Regions from separate parts of the Mus musculus genome. Here all the other regions are linked to region 1. Evidence: chromatin loops called from intact Hi-C (ENCODE). Cell type or tissue: left cerebral cortex. All regions are shown on one strand. Region 1 overlaps Gsk3b (glycogen synthase kinase 3 beta). Region 2 overlaps Fstl1 (follistatin-like 1). Region 3 overlaps Gpr156 (G protein-coupled receptor 156). Region 4 overlaps Fstl1 (follistatin-like 1). Region 5 holds the start of Gsk3b (glycogen synthase kinase 3 beta).

What was found. A loop is a pair of places that touch in the nucleus more often than their neighbours do. Peaks named below come from ENCODE experiments on the same cell type or tissue, not always from the same donor. Only the 100,000 strongest peaks of a DNase experiment are listed, where the experiment ranks them.
Region 2: a loop joins it to region 1, with 2.7 times the contacts of the local background. A loop is called at or near these places in 7 of 42 quality-filtered maps.
Region 3: a loop joins it to region 1, with 6 times the contacts of the local background. A loop is called at or near these places in 20 of 42 quality-filtered maps.
Region 4: it touches region 1 in a loop (2.7-fold over the local background); 7 of 42 quality-filtered maps call a loop at or near these places.
Region 5: a loop joins it to region 1, with 5 times the contacts of the local background. A loop is called at or near these places in 16 of 42 quality-filtered maps.

Annotation. Positions count from the first base shown.
Region 1 is chr16:38,194,376-38,199,375 of GRCm38, reverse strand. All of the region lies in intron 7 of Gsk3b (glycogen synthase kinase 3 beta), which reads right to left. Among named protein-coding and RNA genes, the nearest start is that of Gm25617, 39 kb to the right of the region's middle. In left cerebral cortex, a CTCF peak has its summit at 1,896 (motif pointing right); DNase peaks (open chromatin) are centred at 1,897 and 2,821.
Region 2 is chr16:37,822,260-37,827,259 of GRCm38, reverse strand. Fstl1 (follistatin-like 1) reads right to left here. Exons shown (of 11, transcript NM_008047.5): 6 at 4,529-4,659; 7 at 416-534. Gm41452 (a long non-coding RNA gene) reads left to right here. Exons shown (of 4, transcript XR_876063.2): 4 at 2,492-2,911. Among named protein-coding and RNA genes, the nearest start is that of Gm41452, 25 kb to the left of the region's middle. In left cerebral cortex, a CTCF peak has its summit at 2,276; DNase peaks (open chromatin) are centred at 2,047, 2,551 and 3,159; H3K27ac peaks cover 418 bases.
Region 3 is chr16:37,973,142-37,978,141 of GRCm38, reverse strand. The region is part of intron 3 of Gpr156 (G protein-coupled receptor 156); the gene reads right to left. Gm36225 (a long non-coding RNA gene) reads left to right here. Exons shown (of 5, transcript XR_876064.2): 5 at 776-1,153. Among named protein-coding and RNA genes, the nearest start is that of Gm36225, 13 kb to the left of the region's middle. In left cerebral cortex, a CTCF peak has its summit at 3,014 (motif pointing left); DNase peaks (open chromatin) are centred at 2,979, 3,454 and 4,098; H3K4me3 peaks cover 304 bases; H3K27ac peaks cover 1,457 bases.
Region 4 is chr16:37,810,206-37,815,205 of GRCm38, reverse strand. The region is part of intron 2 of Fstl1 (follistatin-like 1); the gene reads right to left. Among named protein-coding and RNA genes, the nearest start is that of Fstl1, 36 kb to the right of the region's middle. In left cerebral cortex, CTCF peaks have their summits at 684 and 2,570; DNase peaks (open chromatin) are centred at 722, 2,588 and 3,042; H3K4me3 peaks cover 390 bases; H3K27ac peaks cover 3,475 bases.
Region 5 is chr16:38,086,051-38,091,050 of GRCm38, reverse strand. Gsk3b (glycogen synthase kinase 3 beta) reads right to left here and starts at 2,050. Exons shown (of 11, transcript NM_019827.7): 1 at 438-2,050. The coding sequence starts at 525. BC031361 (cDNA sequence BC031361) reads left to right here and starts at 1,791. Exons shown (of 1, transcript NR_033221.1): 1 at 1,791-5,000. In left cerebral cortex, a CTCF peak has its summit at 3,369; DNase peaks (open chromatin) are centred at 416, 1,048, 1,962 and 3,652; H3K4me3 peaks cover 3,851 bases; H3K27ac peaks cover 3,488 bases.

The DNA of each region.
Region 1 (5,000 bases):
GGCAGGCAGATGGGACAGAAGCAAACTCTATTCACACTGGCAGCTAAGGTAGAAAACAGTATGCTGATAGAAATAAGGGCTGCTCAGTGAACAAAGGTCAAGCTAAAAGTCTAAAACCTAGGGAGACCCCATGACAACAGAGCAAAGCCAACACCACAAGGAAAAGACATTTTAATAACCACTACAGCTCAACTTTGAAAGGCCTAGTTGTCACATTAATTTTTAATAGGTTTAGAGAGCATTTTACCTGATTTAACACAGCTAATGTTTTAAAATTGGACAGCTTAATTTTTTTCATTTTATGGATAGCATATTTAATAAGGACCGTATCACTTCAGAAACAGAATGAAGTTCAGTTGGATTTTAAGAAATAGGATTATTTTAATCTCCAAGAAACTTTGATGAAAGATACCTATTCACAAAAAAGAATACTTACTTATGAATTCCGTATAAATGAAGTCCCTCAACAACGTGAACTCGTCACTTTGCTCTATGCACTTTTCTCTAAGCACGGCAGTGCAATGTCCTAGTGAGCTCTTAATTGCCAACCTGACACAGCCTCAAGTCACCTGAGAAAGGAGTCTCAACTGAGGAACAGCCGGGATGAGACTGGACTATGGGGTATTATATGGGACTGTTCGTTGACTGATCCAGGAAAGCCCAGCCCAATGTGGAGGCACCACTTGCTGGGCAGGCAGGTCCTGGGCTGTGTAAGAGAGCCAGCTTAGCACGGATCTGCCAGTAAGCCGCCAAGCAGCATCCTTCCAAGTTTCTGCTGTACATCTTTAGCTATGAATGAGCTTCCTGGTCAGAGGTAATGCTGTGTGAGAATGGAGTAAACAGGCTTGTCACCAAGTTTCTGCTCTGACTTTCCTCAATGGCAGACTGCGACCTGGAAGTGTAAGCCAAATAAATTCTTTTCCCCTGAGGAGCTTTCGGTCAGCGTATTTTTTGTTTTGTTTTGAAATCACAGCAACAGAAAGGAAACTAGAATATTCACGTAGTAAAAGAGGAAGGAGAAATAATACTTATCACTCAGAGGTGGAATCACACTTCTATTGTAACAGAGTTTATGATCTGTCCATCTATGCAGAAAGTATCTTTTCTTCTGCCCATCATTCTATACTGTAGAGATGGGCAGGATGAATGGAAAATCAGGGATCTATCTGCTACATCCCTTTGGGATGTTTGTTCATCCCTTAAACAAAATCGTTTCAGCTAGATCTGGCATTGTCTACATTTCTTACAATATTTTTTCACCCACGAGTAACAAATTGACCCCACATGGAAAACATCAAAACAGATGCCAAACTGACATCCTGAAGTAAATAAATAAATAAACAAACACCACAGAAAGTATCTATAAAAAGCTCTGAAAAGGGTGTTTCTTGCATAGGTTTTTTTTTAAAAAAAAAAAAAACCAATTTTCTTATTTTTTGAGATAGTTATATCATTCTCCCGTTCCCTTTTCCCCCTCCAAACCTTACCACTTCCCCCACCCTTTCAAATTTCATGGCTTTGCTTTAACCTTTCACACATAGACAGGGACAGGTGTTGGGGGGGCGGAGCACACAAGAGCACTCAGTCAGAACGATGTTACTTGTATTACACATTGTCAGAGATAACCATTTGGACTGGATATCAATTAAGTATGCTCTTCCCTGAGAAAGCTATCTCTCCTGCTCTCAGCATTCCTTAGTTGCCTGTAGCTCTTAAGCTAGGGTTGAGGTCTCCTGAGCTTCGCCCTCTATGGCTGTCTAAAACCGACTGAACAAGGACTACACTACATCACAAGGACAACAGACAAAACAACTACAATAGGATACAATGCATGCAATGCATTACAACTACAATACTCAGAAGGGATTAGTTGCTTTTTTATGGCTCAACACCAGAGGGCACCAAACTTCAAAGAAGGAGCTGCAGGTGTAGCCGTTTTGTTTAAGCTGCTGTGTAGTAAAGAAACTATATTAGAACTGGTACTCCTCTGCTCAAAATCCTGCAGTGGCTTTCTAACTCCCTAGAATATAGTATGCACCTACTGCCCACAGCTCTAGGTTCCTCGTTCCTGGTACACTCAATCTATCAGCCCTGCATTCACAACCACAAGCTGTATTTAAAACAGGCCTGTCTTCAGGTAAACTGCTAAGCATTACCTTCCTCTTTAAATAGTTTATGTGTTTCCATGGTGAAGACTCAGTTCAAGGGTTAGATTCTTAAGAAGAAGCCTTTCCAGATAGCACTGCAACAGAAACCCAGCGTCTGCACACTGCTCACACTGCTCAGTTACCAGAGATGACACAGCCCACTCCTTGGTCTCGCTTGTTTCCTCTAAACCTACCTTTGAGCTCCTTCAGTTCAACAACTTCTACATTCCAGGCCCAATCCCAAGATAAAATCCTTCACTAACTCAATACACGCAGCTACAAGGGTGTATACCCTGAAAGACTTTCTAAAAGGATAAGGGGTGTGCTGGCTAGTTCTATGTCAACATGACATAAGATAGTGTCATTTGGGAAGAGGGACTCTCAATTAAAAACAATACCTCCATAAGACTAGCCTGTAGAGAAGTCTAAAGTGCATTTTCCATGGCTGAAGATTGAAATGGGAGGACCCATGTCACTGTGGGTGGTGGTACCACTGGGCTGGTGATCCTGTGTGCCATAAGAAAGCAGGCTGAGCAAGCCATGAGCACAATCCAGTAAGCAGCACATCTCCATGGCCTCCACTTCAGTCCCTGCCTCTAGGATGCTGCCTTGAGTTTCAGCCCTGACTTCCCTCAGTGATGGAGTGTGGCCTGAGAACTGCAAGCTGAAATAAAGCATATCGCCATCCATTTATTCAATGATGATGACATCACCATCTGTTTCTTGAACGATGACACAGGCTGGTGTCATTCACATCTTGGCTACGACAAACAATGCTGCAATGACTATCCGAGGGCGCAGCTTTCACACTCTCAAGTATTCGGGATAGATACTCGTGCAGGAGGGGACTTGATCATGCTATAATTAAACATTTGTCTTCTAAGGAACCTTCAAATATTTTTCCATACTGTCTGTGCTAATTCACAGTTCCATGGATTGTATAAATGTTCTCTCCTCCACAAAAGTGTAATAAGAAAGATAGATTCCAACTTTATTCTTCTGAACATACATACCCAGTAGTCTAAGTACTACTGCCTGTAATTACGGTTTTCTCACAGTGAATTCTCTTAGAATACATGTCAAAAAAAAAATCAATTGGCCATAAATGTAAAGATTTATTTCTTGGCTCTCAATTATATTCCATTTCTATACGCATGCAAGTTCTACATTCTCTTACTTACTGTAACTGCATGATTAGTTTTGAAACTAGGAAGTGGAAGCCTTCTAATCTATTCTTTATTAGAACTGTTTTTAGCTATCAGCCTTTGCTTCATAAACTTGGAAACAAGTTCTGTCCTTCCATAAAAAGGTAACTATTCTGTGATTATATAAAAAAAACCATATGAGCACCAAAGTAAAACCATTCATCTGCTATATATTTGCAGAAACAAAACATTAAAAAAATTCCAGGTGAATCTCAGCCTAAGCAGAATATTCAAGAAAGGGCAATGTCTGAAAATCTTGGGGTAAACAAACCCCCAAATGAATACTATTTCTGTTTCTGCAATTTTAAAAGTAGGAACCAGAGGGGTTAAGGACACCAAAGAAAACTCACAGAATCAACTAACCTGGACTAACTGGGGCTATGGAGAGGGAACCTGAATGGGTCTGACCTAGGTCCCCTGCATATGGTTGTGTGTACCTTGGTCTTCTTGTGGGACTCCAGGGAGCAGTAGGAGCAGGGCTGTCTCTGACTCTTCTGACTGGTTGGGGATCCTTTTCCTCCTACTGGGTTGCCTCTTCCAGCTTAATTAAGGAATGTGCCCAGTCTTATTACAACCTGATAGGTGTTTGGTTGATACCCATGGGAGGCCTGCTCTGTTCAGAAGTTCTGAGGAGTTGATGGGAGTGGGGAGAGGGAGAGATTGGGATGAGAAGAGGGAGGGGAAGCTGAAGTTGGGATGTAATATATGAGAGAATGATAACAAAAATGTATCACTCCCTTTGAGATACACAGGAGGTCTCTGTATCTAATGCCTAGTTCTTATTTCTTCTAAGAACTGAACACCAGTTCAATAATCCTAGCGTAATACTGGAACTAGGACTTCTTTCATGTTTCTCTTGTATGTATCACACACATATATTTAAAAAGTACAAAGGGTCTCATAAATACTGAAGAGTACTTTGTACATTTGAAAAAGCCCTTCTCCAAGATTGCTTTGTCCTTACATGATTTCTACCACTTGTTTCTAATCAGTAAGAAGAAAGCAGTATTGTTGACAAAGTTAAGAGTTCAGCCTGAAAGTGCAAGGCCAGCATTGTCTATAGAGTGAGTTCCAAGATAACCAGGGCTACATGGAAAACCCTGTTTTCCAACACAACAACAACAACAAAAAGAGGTGACCACAGTGGTCTCAGCTGTGAAACCCAATTCCAGAGAGTTAGGGAAGATGACCTCTTCAACTATATTTGGACCCAGTAGCTTTAAATCCCTATTTTTCCTGATATTAAAAGGAAAAGCAATGTTAAATTATGACACAGATCTTAAAATAATCTGATCACGTGGCTGGAAAGGTGTCTTAGCACAGACTGTTTTCCCAGACGTTTGATTCCCAGAACCCATGTGGCAGCGGCTTACAATGATCTGTAATCCTTCCAGTCTGAGAATCCAAACGATCCAACACTCTCTACTAGCCTTGGAGAGCACTATGAACACATGTAATACACAAATGCACATACAGGCCAAAAAGAGGGGGGGGGGGAGAGAGAGAGAGAAAGAAGGAAAGGAAAGGAATCCATACAATAAAAATAAATCTTTAAAAAAGGAAGCCAATGTTTCCCCCCTCCCCAACCTGCTCTGTAGCACAGCTTGTTAAATGACCTACAACCCCTTTCTCCTTTTTTATCCTCTAT
Region 2 (5,000 bases), 370 kb after region 1:
CTAAGAAGGACATACACTCATAACAATTAGGGAAATCTACATGGAACAGCTTGGATCGTCGTAAACACCAGGAGCAGAACAACTAGAGAACACATTAGCAGTTCCTTCAGAAGGTCAACAACAGAACACCCAGAAGCAATGTAGGTATGACATGACCTTGATAATTTATTCTGAAATTACATTCTTTTATCCTTGCGAGTTCTGACCCCAAACAGTAACTGCTTGATCAGATATCAATGTGGCTCGATATTCCATTTTTGTAATGTTCACAGAATAGATTGGGACAGAAACCTCACTTTTCTGTTTCTTTCACATTGGCCCTGGCAGTACCACTGTTGGTAGAAGGGGTTCAAATCCCACCCCCTTCTCAGGCAATCTTCCCTGGAGACCGTAGGCCCAATCACCCACTCCTCACCTGAGCAGTTTGTTGTTCTCCTGATCTGCATAAGTGGTGATGTTGATGGCTGTTTCATTCTGCTCCACGAATTTCAGGAATTCACTGGAGTCCAGGTGAGAGTCGCCATTATCAAAGCTCTAGAGAGAGATGACGAGGCCTCTCAGCAGTGCTTAGACAGCCACAGTTTTATTGGTGCACCCTCTGGCCTGACCCCTCAGTTCATCTTACTCTTAACACACTCCAACGCTATCCTAGCCCACAGTAGTAATGGCTCAGATCACTAGGAACCCCCAAGATGAGCAAGTGTAAGTGCCTGGACAGAGGCCATGGGAGAGGGGTTCTTTCAGTATGGATCCTGCTCAGGAGGGCAGCCTGAACAGATGTCTGACCCAGTCCCTGACACTGTCCTATAGACCCGGCTTCAGACGATTGGTAAAGTCACTGTCTCACACCCTTATGAACACATAGCAAGGTATGGCATTATAAGCAGTAACTTAGAATCTAGGAGGTGAAGCCCAGGGGACTCACAGAAGTCTATCTTTCTATTTTAAGACCAGCCTCCTTGCCCCTATACCCTACGCTGGGGCCCCAGTGCAGATGTGTGTACAGGATCTCAGGCCATACTGTGCAGGCAGATGACCTGTCGATACCCCAAGAACACAACTGAACAGGGAGTGGTGAGGTCAAGCATTAATCCCTCTAAAGCAAGATGCTAAACCAAGACAGCAGCCATTGGCAACTTTTCAAGATGCCTACGTCCTAGCAACAAGAGGAAGCATCAATCCGAAGGTTTAGATCAAATTTCTAACTAGGTCCAGCAGTACCCCTTCCTTCCCCACGCTTTCTGAAGGCTGTGCTGGATAATGATCAGCATTTCCATGTTGCTTTCAAGTTGGTTCCTTATACCATGGAAGAGAGTCTGGAAGAAGGTAAGGGCAAAACATAGCCATTTTTTTTTCTCCTCTCATGGCTGCCACGGGTCACGTGTTGTAAAATTTCCATGGCGTATATAGTGAGGGGAATCCATGAAACACCCATTAAGCCTTTGCTTAGAACCTGCTTCTCACTCTTGTCCGGATTCTCAGGGCCACGTCTCAGGTGTGCTTTATGCACTCACTGTATGCTTGCCCTGAGGAAATCTCACAAGAATTCACTTGTGGGGTTTTGATTAATTAAGGATGTGCAATTCAACCAGCGTGATCCGGGAACATTCAGAGGACCAGAGAACTTTCCCGAGGACAGCTAGAACAAACCCTGTCATCTGTCTGGGGACAAGAGTGAGTGAAGAGAAAGCAATGGCCCTGCAGTGGCTTCGTAGCTGTTGGCTGGGCTATCTGGACCTAGAACTTCACCAGTGGCCGCACAGCCATGGACTGGGTGCTCTGGACCTGGTACTTACAGTATAGCAGGCTCTTAAAAGCCAGTGCTTTGTGCACACCCTTCAACTATCAGGGAAGCAGAGCGCAGGCCTAGAACTAAGGGGCCATCCCAGCTCTTGGCAGCCTCATCTCATAAATCTGATACCTGCCTAGAAATAGCATTAAACTGCGAGGCATTTCAGTGCCTGGCCAGAATCCAGCAGAATTCACTCAACTAACCAGATGCAAAGACCCGATACGTTTGCATGCCCATATCTGTAGCTCTATTTCTGAGACAGTAACATTTCCGTTTTTGGTTCTGTGACTATAGAAAGGAAGGAAGATGAGTATTTTGAGACCCATGCTTGAGAGCCATCCTCGTATGTTCATTTAGTGTTCAGAAGAGGTGGGTTGAGCCCGGCACCCACCCACACGAAGCAGCTGAGGCGATGGGGTGTATGGTGTTAGGGGTCGGGAGGTAGGAAGGCTGGCTCCAGTTTCAGTGCCAGGCTCCGAGAGTCTCCCATCTAGTGCCACAGGGTGTGAATAGCATGGGGATGTAAGGCTTTCCCTTTTGATTCTGTTCTGTGTTCATCAAAGAAATGGTGTCTGCAGGAGAAAGGCAGTTTGGGCCTTACTCACATATTGATTAGATTTGCTATTCAACTATCTGGTGTGAGGAAAGCCAGCTGGGATGAAGAACTAGGCTCTGAGATATTCTCTCTCTCACCTACAGGCAGCTGTGGACCTGGCAGGATGGCATCTCCCTCAGATGTCTTGAAAGAGGAGCTTGTGTCTGTAAGCTGTGAGCACGCTTTCTCAGTACAGTACTCCAGAGAAAAGCTGCTTTCCCAAGCGGCCATGCTGAGATGCTGCTAGGAGCCTCCAAGAGTGTTTCTGCTTGGGGACATGGAGATGTATTGGGTGGCCCTGAGGCCCGGGTACTTGGCAATCAGATTTAATAGCAGGTATCAGAAGTGCCTGAGGCCAAGGTGTCATCTACAAATGGTTATCAGATCCCATGTGGCCCCTTGGAAATAGTGTCATGTGCCCAACAGCTTCATGTTGTAAGGACAGGATAGAGTGACTACTTACAATAAGCTATGCAGATATTACTCATTTGGCTTCAGGAAAAATAATTTTCTTTAAAAAAATAAAATTACATTTATTTATTGTTTATGTTTATATGTATGTATGCATATGTGTGTATGTGTGAGTGAGGGTGTCATGATATAACATGTATGTGACGGTCAAAGGACAATTTGTAAGAGTTGGTTTTCCTTTTTCACCATGTGGCTCCTGAGAACTGAGTGCAGGTCATTAGACTTGGCAGCCGACCAGCCCCAAGTTATCTTCATTACATTGCTTCTACCCCCATCTGACTCCCGTGCTCAGTGAAGTGATGCGGTTTTCTGTAGACCTGCCAATGTCTTCAGTGCTTTGGCAATGGCCAAGAGACTGCACGCAGAGAGTGGGAAGAGCTATGCTTTCTCTCCAGTGTAATATCAAAAACTAGGAATCCAGAGTTTAAATCTGTGTCACAGTAGAAAAAAATGTCTATCCAATAATATAGGAGATGCCTTAAATCAGTCGTTTTCAATCTATGGGTTATGACCCCTTTGGGGGCTGCCTAAGACCTCCAGTAAATATAGAAATTTACATGACAATTCATAACAGTAGCAAAATTATAGCTCTGAAGTAGGAATGAAAATAATTTTATGGTTGGGGTCACTACAACACAAGAAACTGAATTAAAGGGTCGTGCATTAGGAAGGTTGAGAACCATTGCCTTAAATGATCAAATATTTATTTCAATCCAAACCAGCATCTCTTTATCTGTGGGTATCCATAATGCCAGCTAAGGAACCCATAGACTAGGCTGGAATGAAACATACTTGGGGGAGGGGAGCACAAGAACTTCCAAGTCCCCTGGATGTGTGGAGCTACTCTAAATTCTGGCTGGCTAGTGGTTGGGACAGCAGGCTTTGTGCACAGGCACTGGAGTGGGTACCTGAAACACTGACCTCATTATGTACATCTGGAAAATGCAGGGGCTTGGTGCTTCTGTGTGCATGCAGTACTTGAATGTGTGGCTGAGTACAGGGAGTGTCTCTGTGTTGGAAATACTGTAGGTGTGTGTTTGTGTTCTTGTCAACTAACTAGCAGAGTGCCTTTAACTGTTTCTTCCAATGGTTGGTGCACTTAACCCCTACCAAACATAAGTTCCTCACTCTTCCTCCTTCAAAATCAGTATCTGTCTGGGCCTCCAGTGGAACTGCCTCTTCTACGGTAGACATGGTAATATGGTAGACAGCCACATGGTGAGGATTTGGAATATCTCTAGTCCCACGTATTCCTGGCTTCTTCTCAGATGAAGAAGCTACAAATGGCCAAGTTAGTGATGTGGAGAAATGGCAAGCTGGGCAGGAAGGATGAAGTGGGTCTGGTATAGCAAAAGGTGCTCTGTACCAGCATTTGAAGTGTTACACTGGGCAGGAGAGCGCCTGACCACATTTCCCACGGTAGCTCCTTGATATGTTGGTGGTTTTAAGGGAAAGAAGAACACATTCATGTTGGATCCTAAAGGTCAACTGCTGCCAACCCACTGGTCAAACAGGTCACAGGGCACCTTTCACAGCTCTGTAACATAACTGGTGGAGAGGACACACTCAGGGACTCTAAGGAGCCCTGTGTCTTCTGGGAGTCATGCAAGGAGAAGATGGCGCCCTCCTTTCCCTTGGTACTGAACACGGTTGGCTTCAGCTCTGCTTACCTTAAAGTACTTGTCTAGGATCTCACTGTAGTTACTGCCTTTAGAGAACCAGCCATCTGGAATGATCTCAGCTTCCAGCCACTGGATGAGGCGCCGTCGGAGCTCATCGCGGTTAGCTTGATAGCAGACAACTGCAGGGAGGAGAGGAATGTGAGGCGAGTAGGAGGAGGTGAACCCTGGGGTCATCAGCACCCCCTGCACAGAGCCTCGTGCCATTCAGTTCTGCATGTGCCACCCTGTTCAGTCTTTAAAGCATCCAGGGAGGCAGGGCTATTGCACCAGAGTACAGAAATGTGTCTACCCCAGGAGTGATGCTCCCCCGGGTAAAACATATATAAAGACTAGGTTGCATAGCAGGTACTTACATTACGATTCATAACAGTAGCAAAGTTACAGTTATGAAGTAGCAACAAAAATAATGTTACGGTTGAGGGTCACCGCAGCATGAGAAACTGTGTTAAATAGTCTCAGT
Region 3 (5,000 bases), 220 kb after region 1:
CATGGCTAATTTACAAAAAGAAAGACAAGCATTTTATGTATATGAATGTTTTGCCCACATGTGTATCACATGTGCACCTAGAGCCCGTGGAGGATGAAAGAAGGTGTTGGATTCCTTAAAACTGGAGCTACAGACATGTGAGCTGACAATGTGCTGGAAACTGAGCCCCGGTCCTCTGCAGGAGCAGCAAGTGCTCTTACTGCTGAGCCATCTCTCCAGCCCCACTGGCTTTTATTTATTTTTATTTTTGAACCCAAACTCTTGTACCTCTTGCTTATATAACCACGGACACCCAGGTGACACCAGAGAAGGGTGGCAGTGAACTTTAGGGCTGATAAGGGACAAGTCAGCGTATGTAAGTGTCATGTCAGTGCAGGTACACTGGAGCTGGGACAGGGTGGAGCTTGCAGAGTTGAGCTGTAAGGGAAGCTGCTATCAGGAAAGAGGCTGGGAGTCTTCACATACACCATTTATTAGACATAAAAATTCCTTTTCTTTCCTTGTTTGACTGAAAAGAGGACGCAGAGGTCCAAAGCAAGGGACGAAGGCAGCATCTTTCCCAGGAGGAGAGCAAACCAAAGTTAGCGGGCAGCAGAAGACTAGAGGGGAGTGTGGCTAACTGGGCTCTCAGACAAACTCTGGGCACCAGCATAGGTTCAGGATATGAATCATTTAACCAAAAGGCGAGGTAAATGAGACTTTCTCTGTGGCATCACCAGTAGGGTTAGCTTCTGCATACCAGAACTTGAGGCCCTTTTCCATTTGCCTCTCACAGACTCCTACACAGAAGCCTTGACTATCTGATGTCCCCTTCTTGACAGCGCACTGGCCAGGGCTTCATAGACACACATCTTCTCTGGCTACATGGCTGACGGGTAGGTCTGCGGCTCTGCTCTTCACTGCATCTACTTGATTTGGACACCACAACTCCATCCTGTTTGCATGATCCAGTATTGCACGAATCCTGATTTGGAATTCTTCCCTTTTCTGACTTAGTGAAGAGGAGCCCAGTTTAGTGATTATTGAAAAAAAACAGACATTTTTCTAGTGTTCACAAGGCAAGCACTGGTGCAAACCCACTGTTCACATTAAATATGCTATGGACCCAGATGTGTATTTTTTGGTATTTTTCTTGAGAAGTTTTACTGACAATATCGCCATAAAAACTGAATGGGAGATGATGAGCCCGCTTTGTTTGGCTGATTGAACACCTGGGCAGGCACTTTGACGCCAATCAGCTCCGATCCAGCAGGTGAATGGCTTGTCTGGGGACTGTCTTTGCCCTGTTGGGAGGCATTCAACCACCAAGTCATCTTACTTTTCTACTGAACTAAATGGTGAATTCTACAAAACTGTATAGTTTTCATTCACCCACAAACACTAATTAGTTTTCACAAAGCCAGGAGATTTAAATAATTATAGTGATAAGACTTGTGTTCCAAGTATGAAGAGTTAAAAGTCTAGACTGGGTGACTTTTTTTTTTTTTTTAAATAAAGATTATGTAACAATCTCTCCTTTTAAAAGGATTATGTAATGATCTCACTTTTATCTTCCTCTTCATTATTGCCTGGAAATGGGAGGCAAGGGCTTTTCTCAATTTACTTTTTCAATTTGTTTGAGTCCAGTAAAGACTCAGTTCATGTAAATAAACATCCTCAGAACTTGTTTAATCCTGCATGGTCACTCCAGGACTCCGACGCCTGTGACAGCCTCCAACTCTCACGTGGGCCTCTGAGCTAAGGGGACTTGGAGTTACTGAATTTGGAAGCATGGTTCAAGGTTGGGGAGCAGGGGAGGGTACATCCTGATATCCTACAGCTACACTAGAAGGAAACTTCCCTTATAGCGTCATGGGGCATGCCTTGTAAGATCCCTGTTGAGTTGATGTGAATGCTAGCTAGCATGGAGTAGTTTTGTTCTGTTTCATTTAACCTGTGTGGGTGTTTGGTCTGCATGCATGTCTGTGCACCAGTTGCCTGCCTGATGCCCTCAGAAGGCAGAAGCAGATGTTAGATTCCCTGGAGCAGGAGTGACAGATGGCTGTGAACCATGTGCTCACTAGGAATTGAACTTGGAGCTTCTGGAATGGCCGGGAGTAGTCCGTGGTCTTGATCACTGAGCTATCTCTCCAGCCCTGCCACTGAGCTTTGATACACCTAAAAACAAATACAGGGTCATTCACAGCTCTGCTGTGCAACAATAAAGATTCCGACGTGGAGAACTTGTTGAATTTCTCCTTCAGTCCGCCGCTTTTGATCTTTGTTATAATGGGATTATAAACCTATGTCGTGCAAAAGTCCAACTTTATCACATTGCATGGTCATGGTGCCACAGGTCTGATCCGTTTGCTGTTTTGCCCGTTTCTAATGTTCGAGTTAAATGATCCGAATTCTGCACACCTCAAACTAATACTAGTGCGACCATTTGTGCTTCAACTGTGCACTGCCCTGCGTCTTTATCCCACTCAAGCCTCCTTCGAGGACCACCCAGAGAGATCAATGACCTTTCAACATCCCAAGCTTAAAATCCTTTAGTCACAATGATTTCATCCTACTTCGCCTCAGGGTCTCTGAATCCTGTGTCTTGTCGTTTGGAATAGATCCACTTCCAGGAACCTTAAACATATATATGTTCTTTTCTCTCCAACTTGAGGTAGGGACTCACTGTGTATCCCTGACTATTCTTGAACTTGCTATGCGTTCCAGGCTGGAATTGAACTCACAGAGATTCACATACCTCTGCTTGACCAGAGCTGGAATTAAAGGTGTGTACCACCACATCTGATCTTTTTAATTTTAAACCACAGTCCATTAAAACTTTAACTCCTTGTCTTCTCCTGAAAGCTGTTTCTCCACCCTCCATCTCCGTTTGCTTGGACCCAAAACCTTGGCGTCATTGTTGACTCTTCCTTCCTTCCCACATCCAATCTGTTGTGAAACCTCATTGGTTCTATTCTTGAAATACAACCAGAACTCAGCTGCTTCTTCTCTACCTCTGCTGCCACCAACTGATCAAAGTCTTCCTTGCAATAGCCTCTCAGCTGCTCTCCCAGCATCTGTCCTGGAACTTCCTTCTCTAAGGCGACTATAAGCCCCTGCCGGTGATCACCAAAGTGCTAGAGATCAGAGGGTGTCATGAACTGGCTTAATGTCCATGCGTTAGACAAGGAGGTCTGCTGGGTAACAGAAGTGGCTTCTGGGTGTCTTTCTGGACTTCTCTGGAATGGCTGAGGCTTCCCTGATGTTACTGCACACAGAAAGACCAGTTATTTTGGGGTCTCTATGTGCAATGCGTTTCTGCAGGCTATGGGTGTTGACCAAGCTGAGTCCTCACTGAGGAGTCTCGTGTGGGTGAGGCTCTCCTGGGCTTTCCTCTCAGCATAGCGATGAAGGAAGCCTGAAAATAAACGAGAGATCCTAACAGGGTATTTGTGAAGCTCTGTGCGCTCTCAGCCTCTGTTTCTAGGAAACCGAAGGGTCTGTGGGAGTATTCATTCACATATGCATGTGCACACGTATGTTCACTTGTCTCCAATGAGATCAGGCTACTCCAAAAGCTCTTTTCCATTGGCGGAATCCTTCCAGGGGAATTCTCCTAGGAAATGCTTTTGTCTAACACACCTCCCAGGTCATGAGGCTCAGCTCTGTGAGGTAGACCTCATCTTTGACCACACAGCTTCCTAACTTTCAGTGGCTGTTAGTGACAGAAGTGAACAGCACACATCACTCTCCCTGGCTTCAGAAAACCTGCTCATCCTGGACCGTCCAGCTGTTTGCAGCTGGACAGGGGAAGTAATAACTTCTTTTATATCCTTAAAGCCTCGAGTGCTGGGTGGGCCTGGCCTCTCTCAGCTCAACTGCTTTTCTGTAGTCCTCAGTGCTTGCACAGATTTATTTTAATCTGGAGAGGGGAAAATTTCCACCCACCAGCCTGTCATTTTGGACCTACAGTCACTGAAGCTATAAAGGACCCGGAAGGACAGGGCTACAGAATAAACCAAACGATTAGCAGTAGTCAAATCCGATGAGACCCAAGACGCCTTCCAGCTCCTTCCTTTTCAAATCATTTGAGCCACTGCGTCTTTCCCCTGCTGCAGGCTTATCAGCAAGCCAGTCACGTGCATTTCTGCCTCACTTCCTTAGCCAGTAAGAACAGACTGACCTGGATTCCAGAGATGTGGTGGATTTTATAGCCCAATCAACCGATCATCCAAATATAAGCTTTAGTTATTAAGCACAAAAGAAAACTTGCCAAACGTCCTGGCCCCAGATTCTCCTTTAGCCGATGGTCTCAGTGTCCTGTGCTTTCCTGGCAGCTCCTCTCATTCATGGCCATTTTTGTGTCAAACATTAATTCCTGAATAGGAACCTATCAAAGCATTAAGAAGTGGGAATGGCAAAGCAGATGGGACAGAACCTCTGCCCTCAGCTCGTGAGGCTACCTCTTCCCCGGGTTTCAACATTTTCACTACAAAGATTCCTTTCTTATTCCTCTTGTAAAATAGAATAAAAATGTAATTCAACACTAACAGTTCTTTTCTCTCTATCCAGGGCAATTTAACACACACACACACACACACACACACACAGTCTCACACACACACACAGTCACACACACACACACACACACACACACACACACACACGAATGGACTCACATACACGTGTATGCAGGCACACTTGTACACCGTGCACGCGCACACAGACACAGACAGACAGACAGACACACACACACATGCACACAGGCATACTTACACACCATGCACGCACGCACACACACACACACACACACACGAGAATATATAGATTTAAATTTTTAAAAATTACATTTCTTTGTGTGTGCGTTGGCATCTGTGTACCATGTCACACATGGAGGGTTCAGAGAACAACTCACAGGAGCTGACTCTGCCCTCCTGTCACGTGAGATCTCAGAGCATCCAGCTTAGTGACAAGTGTCGTTACCTGCTGAGCTATCTCCATGGCCCATATTTCATATTTCA
Region 4 (5,000 bases), 380 kb after region 1:
ACCATCTGAAAGGACCGAAGGATGGTCACCATGTGGATATGCTATGATATCCAGCCACTCTCTGTGTGTACCCAGGCTACAAGATGAAGAGGACCAAACCCACTCCAAAAAGAGTATGGCCCCCAAGCTTCTTGCTGGTCAGGTTTCCTGTTCAGACAGATGTTACAGAACTGCAGGGAGAGGAAGGTCTGTATGCCACATGTGGATTGTGATAGGACCAGTTTGTTGGTGGTACATTCCTTTACTCCCACGACATTCACCCCCCAGCTCTGTGGTAGTGGTGGATAAACAAAGACAGGGATTCCCCCGGGGCCTCTGTTCCGCCAGGCTGGGCTGGCTGAATCACCCAAGGCTTCCAGGCCTTAGACGACTGGGCTGGAGCTGGTTACAAAACAACAAAGACAGAAGAGGCCTACGAATGACTTGGGTAACAGCAAAGTCCACATTTCCAGCCCTTGCCTACAGTGTATCTAAAGAACTCATACCTACAAGGCTTACTGTAACAGTAAATGTTTTAAACGGGGGAACCAGACACACACACACACACACACACACACACACACACACACACACACACACACACACACACACGGAAACAAAGTAGAGGCTTGAGAGGTGATGGGTCCATAATAGCTGCTCTGCTGCCACTTGGAGGCTGCTCTGCAAACTCCAGGTTATTCTTGTCTCCCATAAGCCCCCTTGCCTGCCATGCAGAGCTCTCATTGGTCTAGAACTCATTTGCATGCTCAGATCTCATTGGCTTAAATGCTGTTGCTAAACTAATTTTTTTTTTTAAAATGTTGCTAAGGAGAATTCAAAAAAGCTGGCAGACAGTGAAGAAAAGAGGAAGTAATTCCCAGAAGGGTGGAGGATGGATTTAGATCTTTGTTTCCTAAACAGAGAGGGGGAATAAAATTGAGCAAACTCTTCAGACAGACAGGGCTCTCCCTCTTGTGGGAGCTGTGTCTCCGAGCAAAAAGCAGAGCCAGAAGGGAATAGAAAAAGACAGTGCTGATTGTTATAAAAGACAATTCCAGTGGCCTCTTCAACTTCCCTGAGCTGAACACTTTAACCCCTGGGCCTATCACAGGAGCTGAAGATACACAAATGCACAAATCAGTGAGCTTTGGCATATGTCTGCATTCAAGGAAAAACTCAAATGTTCCCAGTGTGTACTTAACTAGTCCCTCTGATCCTTTAAACTACACATCTCCTCGTCTGTGGGGCAGGAGAAAATGGTGGGTGGGGGAGGGGGCGAGCATGATCAAGGGGACACCTTACAGGGCTGCTTGCAGAAGATCCTGCCGAGTTCAGAGCCTCATCTTGTCTCATGTGCATGTTTATTGTTTAGTTATTGGTGTGTGGGAGGGGCACACCAGTCAGGGCAAGTTTGTGGAGGTCAGAGGATGGCTTTTTGGGTGTGTGTGTGTGTGTGGGGGGGGTTCTCTTTCCATCGGGTGAGTTCCAGAGATTGACCTCTGGCCCTCTGGCCTGGCTACAAGTGTTTTTACCCAATGAGCTACCCCCTCTTCTCTCCTACTGTGGTAAATATTCCTAATAAACACTATTATGTGGAATCTGAATTCAACCCAAGTCATTTGCACAGGTAGCTCACTGACGTTATGTTTGGAGGAGAACACCTTTTTCTTTCACCCTAACAACTAGTACTTGAAGAGTGCAATTAAAAACGTGAATGTTTTCACACACAGCATTTCACCTTACTGCATGGCTAACCTGAGAAGAGCATGCATATGATTATTAGCTCCATTTTACAAACGAGCAATTTGAGGCCCCAAAAGGTCAAATAATTTGCCTAAGTTCCCCAAACTAAAAAGAGAGAGAGAGAGAGAGAGAGAGAGAGAGAGAAACCTCTATTCAGCCCACGGGTAACTAAGAATCCATTTGTAAACACCTGGCTTCCCTCAAAGTGACCTACTATGGTTGGTGCTACTTAAGCGCTCTATATGTTCCTAATTCCAGAGTCATATTATCCCTCTTTTACAGGTAGGAAAGCTGACTTGAGAGGCCCAGTAACAAAAAGCGATAGAGTTGGATGTTCCTCCAACCAAAGGCAAATGATTCCTTTATGTTTGGTTGATTCTTACATCCGTATGCATTAAGGTTAGGGAAACTATAATGGGAATATGGATGTTACAATAGCAAGTGTAAGGCGTTTAGATCCCATATGCAGCACTCATACCCAGCCCCCTTCTTTATCTGCCACGAGTATTCTCTTGCAACCCCCTTCCTTGGGTGCAGACATAAAACATTGAAGGTTAGAATTGTCTTGAGAATTAACTGAGCCGCGCCATGTGCTGTGTAACAGGAAGCGACTGTCACTACAGGGGGTGATTTATTTTCAGTTTCCCCTGCGAAATGATGTCACTGTCACCTTGGACTGTCATGTCCCCATTCTTCCCTGTCTCATTGACAGTGGAAAGGTACGCCAGTGCCGAACTGACAGGATGCAAAATGCAAAGGGCCCAGCAACCCCTGGAGGGCCTTTCATACAGCAGAGATGGAGGAGGCTCTGGTTATATAAGCGGTCTCTTTGCAGGTGATATATCTGTCAATAGGTGGCAATCTCTCTCTTTGTCTCACACAGCCCTGAGCCGCATTGCAGAAGAGCCTTCCTGGCTGCTGCAGCCCCGCTCTGTCCTTTCAGTGAGAAATACAGGCGTGAGGGAGAGGAGGGTAGACCCGCCAGGGACACAGGCAGAAGGATCTGCCAGTGTGGGAAGGCTGTCTATTCTGTGGTGCTCAAAGCCATTCCGTCACCTCCTCACAGTGAGTATGCTTGATTACAGACGTCAAGGTCAAAAATGAAGGGCACTTCCTCTAGGGAAGCATTTCTTTGTGCCATTCAAAGCTGTCCATTAAACCCCAACATCTTTGAGAAGCCAAAGTATTGGAGCCATTCCTTAAGGCTGTTGGAAAGTTCCTTAGAGTCATAAGTGGGCTTCTGTGGAGTGGCTGGTTCTGGCCAGAAAGTCTAAGGTAGTAACCTAGTCAGGGGTTGCAAAGGCCTTAGGCCACGGGCTGACATACTGATGCTAACTCAGCACCCACAACAGTGCGCGCCTCTGCAGACATCTGTGCTCACCATTCCTGTTCAGGTGTTGGCATTTTCAGTTGCATGTAACAAATGAGGAGTATTTGGGACTCAGAAAAGCTCCGTGGAAGCACCAGCGACAGGCAAGTCACGAAAGGGACACAAGTTGACCTAGTCCCTGAGTCTCCACAGTCCCTTCTCAAGTAAAGCCAAGAGAGGGTGCTGCAGGCAGAGGGGCCAGCTGCACGGCCTGGCACAGGGATGGCGTGCAGCTCTTTCACTATTTACACTGTTTACACTGTCATCAGTCATAATGACTTTTGGGAAAGATAACCACATTGGCCTGTGCACAGTCTCCATACAAGGTCTCAGGCATGTCCATTCTTACAAATGTGTGAACAGACACATAGACCTGAATGTACTCACGATGGATGAAGTATTAATAGGGGCTATGTTCTTTTTGTTTTGTTTTGGTTTGGTTTGGTTTTGGTTTTTTGAGACAGGGTTTCTCTGTATAGCCCTGGCTGTCCTGGAACTCACTTTGTAGACCAGGCTGGCCTTGAACTCAGAAATCCGCCTGCCTCTGCCTCCCGAGTGCTGGGATTAAAAGGCATGTGCCACCATGCCCGGCTGCGGCTATGTTCTTGAAGCATGAATACCTAGATGTAGCTTTAAAAGCCAACAAAACACTTGTATGGTGGCCCGTGAGAGACTGAGGCATGAAGATATTGAGTTAGGCTGTTGTGGGCTACATAACAAGATTACTGTCTAAAACAACAACAACAACAAACAAACCCAAAACTACAAAACAAAGCAAAAATCCCCCAAGCATCAACAATTAAAATAAATAAATAAATAAATAAATAAATAAACAAGTAATAAATAAATAAATAAATAAATAGAAACTCAACAAGCTTTCTGCTGCTGTTTTAGTTAGGGTTACTATTGCTGTGATGTAACACCATGACCAAATGCAACTTGGAGAGGAAAGGGTTCATTTGACTTCCACTTCTACATCTCTGTTCATCATCAAAGGTCAGGCCAGGAACTCAAGCAGGGCAGGAACCTGAAGGCAGGAGCTGAGGCAGAGGTCATGGAGGAGTGCTGCTTATTGGCCTGTTCCTCATGGCTTGCTCAGCCTGCTTTCTTACAGAACCCAGAACCACCAGCCCAGGGATGGCACCACCCACAGTGGGCTGGGGCCTCCCCCATCAACCACTAATTAAGCAAATTTGCTGACAGCCTGATCTTCTGGAGACATTTTCTCAAATGAGGTTCCCTCCTCTCCAGCTTGTGTCAAGTCGACATAAACTAACATAGCCTCCAATAGAAAAGCATTAGGAACTTGTAGCTAGGATCTTCCACCTTTGACTTGTCTCCATGTTGTCTTCTGAATGCATATGACAAGCTAGACTTTGAAGAGTTAGTCTCATGGCTAATTTCACACTACAAATTCTTCTGGGCCAATGAATGCCTTTTACCAGTTGACAACTTTCAGCTCTTGCATGTTAACGATGCTGTGTGATTGCATAGCAATTTTTAAATCAATTAAACTTATTTTAAAAATTGATGTGTGTGTGTGTGTATGTGTGTGTGGTGTGTGCATCTGTATGAGGATAACCTGTGGGTGCCCAAGGATGCCAGAAGAGGGTACTGGGTCTCCTGGAGCTTGAGTTACAGGTGGTCATGAGCCAGCACATGTGGGTTCTGGGAACCGAACTCTGGTCCTCTGGAAGGACACCAAATGCTTTTAAGCACTGCTTGGCAATCTTGGTGGGCTATTTTTCTTGTTCTCTCTCTCTCTCTCTCTCTCTCTCTCTCTCTCTCTCTCTCTCTCTCTCTCTCAAAGGAGCTTGACATTAAGCCCTTCCAGATCTGAGATCCTAACATAATGATTGCCCCAAGATGACATTCATTGTACCCTGGCCCTAGCCTCCAGCTGTCAAAT
Region 5 (5,000 bases), 110 kb after region 1:
ACTAAGATAAACTCCCTCATTCCAGAAGACAAGGACTCGGCAAATGTACATCATGGTTTATTAATCAAGCCTTGTCCTCCTCTTCTTTATTCAAAGGGATGGGCAAGCGAACGCTTCTTCCATCGCTTAACCCGGAGGCACTGGAGCACTTGAAAAGACTACCAGCAGCACGGAGAACGTAAGAAAAGAAGTTTCAAATCCAATCAGGCAAATAAAACTAATATTCTCTCAATCCAAGGTTAATGAGGCGGGGGGAGGGGGTACGGGAATGGGAGGAGGAAAAGGAGCCTGCCTCTTCTTGACTCAAGGCTGGTTTTGCCCTTTTCCACGACCACTGACTGTTCTATCAGGTCTGTTAGTGTAAGATCCTGGTATTTCGAGGTTTCTTATCTAAATGGTAAGGTGGAGGAAGGGTGTAAAATAAAATCGATACTCACTGCTAACTTTCATGCTACCAAAAGCTGAAGGCTGCTGCACTGGCTTGCAGCTCTCCGCAAAGGAGGTGGTTCTCGGTCGCCCCGACATGATGGCTCTTCTTGAATCACCTTTTCCTTCCTTAATCCTTTTCTTCCTTTTGTTTTATGTTAGGGTGCTAGGTTAATGATAAATGCAGCATTAAGTTCTCCCGCAAGAAAGAGAAAGAAAGACTTCGTTCTCTTGGCTTTTCACTCCTTTTGTATAGCTATTTAAGAAGAAGGAAAAAAAAAAGGAGCTATGTATTTCTTCAAGACAGATCGGTACGGATATTTAACACATAGATGATTTAGAGCTGGGAGAAAAATACAATTCTTTCACCTCCCTTTCCTGGAAGAGGAGAAAAAGGGTGGAGTGGAATCCTTAAAAATATATATATATCACGTGAACGAGGGCAAATACTTGATTGAAAATAAGTACTCTGAGTATTATATTTTTCCTCGGGGATTTTTTTCCGAGTCAATGAAGAAGGGAAGCGGCGGAAGGATCACGAGCCTCACGCTTGAAGAGAAGGGGGATGGGAAGGAGGGAGGAGATGGCTCGGAGATGCGACGGCAAACGCTGCGGCTCCGGCAGCAGCGGGATCCGGCGGTCTGACGGCGGCGGCGGCCGGGTGAACCGGAGGGCAGCGCAGTCGCGAGTCAGCGGCGGGCGGTGGCGGCGGCTCCTCTCCTCATTGCGCCAGGAGCAGCTGCAGGCGGTGGCTGGATCCAGCGGCCATGGCGGCAGCGGCGGCGGAGGCAGCTCCCTTCAGACCCCAGGCAGCGGCTCCCTGACTGCTCCCCATACGCCGGGGACATGGGAACCAGGCAACCGCTTCCGTCCCTCGGGGTCCCCTCCCCCGTCCGTGGCCCCGGCACGGCCGGCCTCCGCCCCTCGCCTTTGCTCAGCGGCTGCTCGGGAAGTGTCCGCGCTGTGCCCGGAGCCCGAAGCCCTGTCAGCGGCTGCAAGGCCGGCTCCTCCTTGCTGCCTTCCTTCCTTTGTCACTCGGCCCAGGCGGCGGCGACGGCGGCGACACAAGCCCGCATTCGGCCGGGTCGGGGGCTGCTCTGTGCGAGGCGCGCCGTCTGCGCAGCCGCCTAGCCCTTCCCCACTCCCCCTCCCCCTTCCTACTCGTCCTCCGCCTCCTTCCTCCCCCACCCAGCCCTTACACCGCCCAGCGCCCCGCCGCCCGCGTTACAGGCGTCTGGGAATCGCTCGCCGAGCCCGCGCCCGCCAGCTTCGGCTGTAGAGCCGAAACCCAAGCCGGAACCAATCAGAGACGTCGCTTGCTTGCAGCTCCTGCCGGAAAAAGCCGAGCGACCTGGATAACCAATGAGGAGACGCCGCTGGGAGACCACGCCCCAGCAACGAGGAATGCCGAAGGTAGCCGAACAGAAGGGAAGAGGGTTCTCCTTGTCCTGTGGCTGGCTAGAGAGAAGAGTCGACAATAGCGACAGTGGCCAATCAGAGCTGTTGGCCCTCAGGGAAAAGCCTCAAGAGTTAAGGACGGCGAAACTCCCGAGTCGCGGGAGGAACTGCACGGCTGGGCGCCGCGCCCGTTTCCTCATTGGCTGGACAACTCCGCTGGGCGTGTACCTTTCTCGGTGATTGGTGAAGGGAAGGGGGCTTCCGAGGACATCGGGCCAGTCAGAGCCTCCCCTCCCTCTTTGAGGCGGGGAGAAGAAGAAAGCGGAGGGAGGGCACCTATAAAGTGCCATCTCATTGGTCTGCAGCGTCGAGCTGGAGCGCGGGGGGAGGGGAGCTTCGAAAGGGAGAAGGAGGGTGCAGGAGCCCGTGGCGGCGGCCAATAGGCGCTCACTGCTGTGCAATCGCAAGACCTAGCTGCAGTGGGATTGGCCTCGGGTGGTCCCTAAGCGGGCGGACGGGATGAGTGGTCGGCCTGCATCTGCTTTCCGAGCCGACGCTCGTGCTGGCTGTGCAGCCCGGTCCGACAATGCTGCGGTCGGAGGGTCGGGCCCCGAGCGCTCTAGTGGGGCGTGAGGCCGTCCCCATTCCCGGGAGCTCCGCGGGGCGCGGCTTACCAAGTGCGCCCGAGGCTCCCCACCGCGCGTGCTGAGCCTATGAGAACGTCTATTCTCTGAAAGACGTAGGGCGCCGTGGCCGGGGCCGAACCCTCTAGCGCTTAAATGGGAACAAAGCTTCCAGAGAAGGAGAGCCTCTGGGCAGCCGCGCCCGCCCATCGCGGGGGGCCGCTGATCTCGTGGGGGGGGGGGGGGGAGCCCTTTGCAGCAGGCGCACAAGGCCAGACCAGGCCTTCTGGAAACGCCCCCGAGAGATGAGCTCATGCTAGATGAGCGCGGTCCATGGGCGCGACTGTCCAGCGCAAAAGCAGCCCCGAAAACAGGTGAGGGGAAATGTGGTCAGGACAGTACCTCGAATCCTAGGAGGAAGCTCAAGTCAGAATTGCTCGCAGCAGTTTTTAGTGTTATTGGATGATCAGCACACTGCTGCCTAAGTAGGTTTCACATGTAGTCCAGCGTCCATTGTTCTACAAAGGAGACCATTGCCTTGGTCCATCCGAGAGCTGTGTGGCGTGGCTACTACGACTAGAGTAAGTTAGAGTGGACACTGGCAATCCTGACTGTAATCCCGTGATACTTGTAATACCCACCCGCATAGTCATCTCTTTCTGTTGAGATGCTATCTCCAGAAAGCACATGTAAAAGTACACGTACTTGATCAGATTGCTTAGCTATTGCTTTAAAATCTGATGAGGGACTTGGGACAGAACAAAGTAAGCTTTGAAGGGAGCCAGTAAAGGTCTGGATAGTGTTTGCAGACTCAGATGTCTGTAGAGGCCTGGCAAATAAAGCGAATGACACCGGCCTGGTGGAAGACAATAGGAATGTTAGATGATGTGGAAACGGGAGTTCCATCCATGCCCTTAAGGGGGTCCACCATTAAAATAATCGTATTCTCCTTTTTTTTTTTTTTTAATTACCAAAACCATAACGTTGAAGTTTTATGTGTGATCTCTAAATCTGACGTGTTGGCAACCGATATGCCGAAACCACGTAGACCAACAAAGTAAAAAATCCCAGGAAAATGTGCCCGACAGGCAGCCAATTTGTAATCTCATTCCTTATCGGAGACTTTATGCCTCAAGTGCAGAAGAGACTCTTGTTCTTCACAATTAAAATCGTCTATAAGGTAGCCCGATGCCATGGGGGAGGGTAAAGAATCTTAAAAGCAGCCGCCTTGCTTGGCAACTTTGTCATTTGAATGGTGCCTCTCCATGCTATTATGAAAGACCTTTGCCACTGTTCCTAAACTGCTGTGGTGCAGAACTTTAAATCCTCCCTACCTAATTATACCAGCAGGAAGGTAAATAACAAGGGTTTAGTTTGCAGAAACTGGCAACGTGGCTATTCTTGTATATAAAACTAGTTCAAAAATAGCCTACCTTAGGGTTTTGATTAGTAACTTTTTTGTTGCCTTCAGATATTTTTAACTCAATTGAAAAAAATCTTTTCATAGGAAAAAAATACATATTTCAGTCCACAAATAGGACTTGGAGAAGGAAAAGTTTATTTAATAAAACACAGAACAGCCAGCCAGGTGTGGTGGGGCACACACTCTTTTAATCCCAGTACTGCAGAGGCAGATGAATCACTGAGTTCAAGACCAGCCTGATCTACATGAGTTTCAGGTGGGGGTCGGCCATATGGACCCCACAGACATACTGAAACTTAACAGTCAGTACTGGTTTTCTGACTTTGAAAACCTCTCATTTTGCCTTCCTACATGGTGAGGACTACTGGGAAAAGTATTAGTGCGCCTTGAAAGTTAACTCATTTTTGCAAGACCCACAAAGTTAAGGCAGCAGAACCGGGGTTCACATCCCTTGTTCTTTGCCTCTACTCCACAATTCTCTCTTGGTACAGTCCCCACATCCCCCAGATTCTGCTAAAGTGCTAGCTGTAGAAGCCTGACTACCTAAATTCAGTCTGCAGAATGCACCTAAAGGCCAAGGAGAGGGCCAAATCCATTAACTTGTCTTCTGGCCTCCACGTCTGTACATCATGGCACATACCAGTCACACAATAATAGTAAAAGGCAGATAGCTTACTCACCCAAGAGTTCCCCCGTTTGGCTAGACTGATTGGCCAGTGAGCTCTAAGAATCTACCTGTCTCTGTCCCCCAATTTTGGAGTGGTAAGCACCCCAGCTTTTATGTGGGTTCTAGAAATCTAGACCCTGGTCCTCACACTTTAACCACTGAGACATATCCCCAATCCTAGAATACCTACTTTTATTTATATTGTTTTAATTGAATGGCTATAGGGTGTTTCTTCTGTATGTATATCTATGTTTGGTACCTACAGAGGCATCAGATCCTCTGGAACTGTAGTTGCTGACAGTTGTAAGCTGTCATGGGGATGCTGGAATTGAACCTGGATCCTATGAAAGAACAGCCAGTGTTCTTAACCACTGAGCTATCTCTCCAGGCCCGAGAATATACAATTGGCTGTTTGAGAGCTGGCAGAGTGGCCTGTCAGGCAAAAGTACCTGCTGCCTAACCT